2 separate regions of the Homo sapiens genome follow, and region 2 is linked to region 1. Evidence: read pairs that join two places in POLR2A ChIA-PET (ENCODE). Cell type or tissue: GM12878. All regions are shown on one strand. Each heading gives the region's core, and the rest is flanking DNA. Links, peaks and the distances in the headings are about the cores only. Region 1 overlaps SDHC (succinate dehydrogenase complex subunit C). Region 2 holds the start of LOC107985221 (a long non-coding RNA gene).

Region 1 (2,912 bases), core at 177-2,676:
TTGGGAGGCTAAGGCAGGAGAATCACTTGAACCTGGGAGGTGGAGGTTGCAGTGAGCTGAGATTGCACCATTGCACTCCAGCCTGGGCAATGGAGCAAGACTCTGTCTCAAAAAAAAAAAAAAAAAAAAAAGATTCCTAACCTCAATATTGAAACCTGGAATTCTTGGCACCCAGTTTCTATTAAAGTTGGCCCAATTCTGTCCAACATCTCAAAACAGAAATGCAATATAATGTGTAGATAAGAAAAGGTAATCTATTTGAGTCCTGTCAGAAGCACTACTCTGGGTCAACAGGAACGGAAGAATGAAAGCAGCAACAATGGTTATCTAGCTCATAACTGAATCCCCAGTGTCTACAACAGTACCTGACACATAAATAGGTACCAATTAATATTTATGTCATAAACATGCATTCTATGCCTTCAGGGATCTCTTTTAAATATCCCTCTTAAAAATGAAGAGTTCAGCAGGGCACAGTGGCTCACGTCTGTAATCCTAGCACTTTGGGAAGCTGAGAGGGGTGGATCACAAGGTCAGGAGTTTGAGACCAGCCTGGCTAACATGGGGAAACCCCATCTCTACTAAAAATACAAAAAATTAGCCGGGCGTGGTGGGAGGCGCCTGTAGTCCCAGCTGCTCGGGAGGTTGGGGCAGGAGAATCTCTTGAACCCAAGAGGTGGAGTTTGCAGTGACCCAAGATCGCGCCAACTGCACCCCAGCCTGGGAGACAGAGCGAGACTTTGTCTCAAAAAATAAAATTAAATTAAATTAAAAAAGGAAGAGTTCCCAATGAGACCCTGCAAGTATCTGTGAGGCCTATACCATTGCTCAGCTACACCACCAGCAGGACTGCCAGGTAACACACAGGGGAACTTGTGAACTTGTCTGGCTTTCCCCAAGAGGACTCTGAGTCACAACTAACCTTAAGAACAGCACTAGCTGGGCGCGGTGGCTCACGCCTATAATCCTAGCACTTTGGGAAGCTTAGGCAGGCGGATCACTTAAGGCCAGGAGTTTGAGACCAGCCTGGCCAACATGGTGAAACCCCATCTCTACTAAAAATACAAAAACCAGGAGTGGTGGCATGCGTCTATAACGCCAACTACTTAAGAGGCTGAGGCACAGGAATCTCTTGAACCCAGGAGGCAGAAGTTGCAGTGAGCTGAGATCGCACCACTGCACTCCAGCCTGGGCAATAGAGCGAGACTCCACTCTTGGGAAAAAAAAAAAAGAACAGCACTAAACCCAGTAATGAAGGAAAGAATCCTCCCAGTCTCCCCACTCCCTTCACAGAGAAAATGTGCAAATCCCGAATTAACTTACCAAGTGTCGGATCCCATTCCAGGTATGATACATGAGAGGGAAGACAAGTGCAAACTTAGCTGTGTGGATCAGTGCTGGCCCCAGACACAGGGACTTCACAAGTTCCAAATAAGACTCAAAGTTCCCAGGGAGTAACAGGGCCGACATGCCAAAAAGAGAGACCCCTGAGGAGAAAACCAAGTAGCTTGTCACAGCTGCTCATAAGTTACAACTAATATGATACATAAAACTGGGACCCCTGGCACCTCATACAATTCTAAACCATTTTGAAATGGAGAAGATTTTTGTTTTCTTTTTTTCTTGAGACAGAGTCTCATTCTGTCACCCAGGCTGGAGTATAGTGGTGCAATCTTGGCTCACTGCAACCTCCACCTCCCAAGTTCAAGCGAGTCTCCTGCTTCAGCCTCCTGAGTAGTGGGGATGACAGGTGCCCACCACAACGCCCAGCTAATTTTTGTATTTTTAGTAGAGACAGGGTTTCACCAAGTTGGCCAGGCTGGTCTCGAACTCCTGACCTCAAGTGATCTGCCCACCTTTGCCTCCCAAAGTGCTGAGATTACAGGTGTGAGCCACTGCACCCGGCCTTGAAAAGGAGAAGATTTAAACTCATGTTCAAGTTTATGATGGGAGACAGACTACTTGGGATCTCATCATAAACTAAATGTGCCATATGTTTTAGTATGTTATTCCTCCTTTCAACATCCGTCTCTATAAAAACTTCACTTGCCAGTTTAGACATCAAGCCTTGCTATATCATCTAGTTCATCATCTAACTAAGAAAAGGTAAAAACAGTGTACTCAGTCCAGAGAAGAGTCAGAAAAAAAATTAGGTTCTCTTTTTTTTTTTTTTTTTTTTGAGACAGAGTCTCGCTCTGTTGCCCAGGCTAGAGTGCAGTAAGCGTGATCTCAGCTCACTGCAACCTCCGCCTCCTGGGTTCAAGCCATTCTTGTGCCTCAGCCTCCCAGGTAGCTGGCCTTATAGATGCATGCCACCATGCCTCGCTAATTTTTGCATTTTTAGTAGAGACAGGGTTTTGCCATGTTGGCCAGGCTGGTCTCAAACTCCTGGCCTCAAGTGATTCGCCCACCTCAGCCTCCCAAAGCGCTGGGATTACCAGCATGAGCCACTGCGCCTGGCCCTTTTTTTATCTTTATCTTCTAGTGTTGCTACCTCTGAAGAGAGGAAAAATTTTAAATCATTCAAATCTCTATTACACAAAAATTTAAATTAAAATGAATTAGAGACCTAAATGCTAGAACTAAAACTATAAAACTCTTAGTAGAAAGCATAGAAATAAATCTTCATGATCTTGGATTAGGCAGTGGTTTCACAGATGACACCAAAATCATAAATGACAAAAGAAAAAACAGATGAATTGGATTTCATCAAAATTACTAACTTTTGTGCTGCAAATAATACCATCAAGAAAGTGAAAAGACAACTCAAAGGAATGGGAGAAAATATTTGCAAATCATGGAGGACTTTTATCCAGAATACATAAAAAACTCTTACAACTCAATCAATAAAATGACAAATGGATCTGAATAGACATCTTTCCAAGGACGATAAATAAATGGCCAATCAGTGC
Region 2 (2,912 bases), core at 149-2,648, 65 kb after region 1:
CCACAGCCTCACGAGTAGCTGGGACTACAGGCAAGCACCACCATGCCCGGCTAATTTTTATTAGGCGGATCACTTGAGCCCAGGAGTTCAAGACCAGCCTGGGCAATGTGGCGATACCCCCTTCTCTACAAAACATACAAAAACTAGCTGGGTGTGGTGGCACATGCCTGTAGTCCCAGCTACTTGTGAGGCTGAGGCGGGAGGATCAATTGAGCCCAGGAGATGGAGGCTGTAGTGAGCCGAGATGCTGCCACTGCACTCCAGCCTGGGAGGCAGAGCAAGACAGTCTCAAAAACAAACAAAAAAAAACTGCTGTGAATGCAACAGTAATACATGCAAACTGATAGGTAGGTATTAGAGACTCAAATACCACAGATAGCATTGTCTTATGACATGGATTCCTGAAATGGCAAACAACTCTTGGTAAAGTTCTGAACAAAAATTATGATGTCCCTTCAATCTACACATTACTTGTATTTCTTGGAAATTCAGGGTCTAAAACAATGACAAAAATACTTTGCATTTATATGTAAAATGGAGTTGTGTTCCAGGCTCCTTCTGGTTATAACAGGCTTTATTTACCTAAATTAATATCCAATGGGACTTTTTTTTTTTTAGATGGAGTCTCATTCTGTCACCCAGGCTGGAGTGCAGTGGTGCGATCCCAGCTCACTACAACCTCCGCCTCCCTGGTTCAAGCGATTCTCCTGCGTCAGCGTCCCGAGTATCTGGGACTACAGGTGCACGCAAGCATGGACAACTAATTTTTGGATTTTTATTTATTTATTTTTTTAAAGACAAAGTCTTGCTCTGTCGCCCAGGCCGGAGTGCAGTGGCACGATCTCAGCTCACTGCAGCCTCCGCCTCCCAGGTTCAAGCAATTCTCCTGCCTCAGCCTCCCGAGTAGCTGGAATTACATGCTCCCACCACCATGCCCAGCTAATTTTTGTATTTTTAGTAGAAATGGGGTTTCACTATGCTGGCCAGGCTGGTCTCGACCTCCTGACCTCAGGTGATCCGCCCGCCTCGGCCTACCAAAGTGCTGGGATTACAGGTGTGAGCCATGGCGCCTGGCCTCCAATGGGGCTTTTAAAAGTCATGTGAGATGTGGGACAATTCTTTTTTGTGCAGCACTGTCCTGGTCATTGCAGTATTGTCTAGGATCCTTGGCTCCTAAATACCAGGATCCTTCACCACCACCATCACCACCCCACCCCCCACCCCAATACACACACACACACACACACACACACACACACACACACACAATGGTCATTGCAGTATTGTCTAGCATCCTTGGCTCCTAAATACCAGGAACCTTCACCACCACCATCACCACCTCACCCCCCACCCCAACACACACACACACACACACACACACACACACACACACACACACACACAGTGACAACTAAAAAAAATCCCCCCACAGATACCCAAAACATCCCCTAGAGGGCAGTGCACCCTGTTGTTGAGAACTGATTTAGAAGAATAAATGAGGCCTAGGGCCTTCCCATGAGTTAAGAGGAGAGTTTAGCTTAGCTTCAGGATATCCACACCTACTCACTGGTTCTTCCCTGGAAGGATGAGGGACCAGAGAAGGTACAGATTTTACCTGTCTAGGTTATGAGGGACCAAGTGGATATGCCTGAGCTCAGCTAAGGGAAGCTCTGCCCTATAAGCTAGGCTGGACAACATTCTTGACAACCAATCTATTGCCCTTCACTTATCTAGCCCCTTATCAGGGTAATACAAAGGGCTCAGATTCTGGAGCCAGACTGCCTGAGTTCTGGTCCTAGCTCAAACATTTATTTGTTTTGGGCAGGTTATTTAATATTTATGTGCCTCAGTTTCTTCATTTATAAAATGGGGATAATAATAGTATCTATGTCATAAAGCAGCAAGAATTAAATGAGTTAATATATGTAAACGTGCTTAGAATGGGATCTGACACACAACTACTTACAAATCTTAGATATTACTATTATCATCACCATTCATATTCTGTAGGTAGCATAAGGCTGAGGAATCACCCCAACTTGGGGGTGAGCATCACTGAAGATCCTAAGTCTCATGTAACCTGAGCCAACAAAGAGTTATGTGCAGGTAAGGATACTCTCAAGTGATCTAGTGGGGGTGGCTCCCTTTGCTTCATGTGGATTGGTGAGTAAGGAAAGCCTATGATGATGATGACCATGATGATGATGATGATGATGATGATGATTGAAGCATGATGCTGAGAGGAAGGGTTCACCCTAACCCGATGACTGCAGGAGAGAAAGAGCCAACAAAGGAATGAGGAAGCTCTTCCTGCACCCTAGTGAACAGGCTGACTTTCTAATTATCTGTGGACTGTGAATCTCTGCCTTTGTAGATCTGGAGTCAAAGCTGCCACCTAAACAACCAGAAGGAAAGGCACCATCTTACACAAAAAGCAAACCTCAGGCCAGGCGCGGTGGCTCATGCCTGTAATCCCAGCACTTTGGAAGGCCGAGGTGGGCGGATCATGAGGTCAGGAGATTGAGACCATCCTGGCTAACACGGTGAAACCCCATCTCAACAAAAATGCAAAATATTAGCCAGGCCTGGTGGCGGGTGCCTGTAGTCCCAGCTGCTTGGGAGGCTGAGGCAGGAGAATCGCTTGAACCCGGGAGGCGGAGCTTGCAGTGAGCTGAGATCACACCACTGCACTCCAGCCTGGGCGACAGAGCCAGACTCTGTCTCAAAAAAAAAAAAAAAAGCAAACCTCCTGACCCCCACCCTCAGTTTTCAGAGGCACAGACAGCAGAGGAGCTACATTTGCAGAGAAGATGATGAAGGAAGACAGCAGCTCACTGGAGAGTGATTCCTGTGAGGGCAAGTTTTCAGGGACCGAGCACAGCAGGGACAAGGAAGCTGCCAGAAGCCACTCC

The links. ChIA-PET counts read pairs that join two places held together with the same protein. Peaks named below come from ENCODE experiments on the same cell type or tissue, not always from the same donor. Only the 100,000 strongest peaks of a DNase experiment are listed, where the experiment ranks them.
Region 2: POLR2A ChIA-PET joins it to region 1 with 10 read pairs; 8 of 35 experiments call an interaction of 5 or more read pairs at or near these places.

What each region holds. Positions count from the first base shown.
Region 1 is chr1:161,355,252-161,358,163 of GRCh38, reverse strand. It overlaps SDHC (succinate dehydrogenase complex subunit C), which reads right to left. Exons shown (of 6, transcript NM_003001.5): 5 at 1,324-1,487. Among named protein-coding and RNA genes, the nearest start is that of CFAP126, 11 kb to the left of the region's middle. RefSeq lists a silencer at 1,255-1,453. In GM12878, for the core only: no CTCF peak of the experiment used is centred there; no DNase peak of the experiment used is centred there.
Region 2 is chr1:161,290,271-161,293,182 of GRCh38, reverse strand. LOC107985221 (a long non-coding RNA gene) reads left to right here and starts at 1,851. Exons shown (of 2, transcript XR_001738270.2): 1 at 1,851-2,495; 2 at 2,767-2,912. In GM12878, for the core only: a CTCF peak has its summit at 1,458 (motif pointing right); a DNase peak (open chromatin) is centred at 1,447.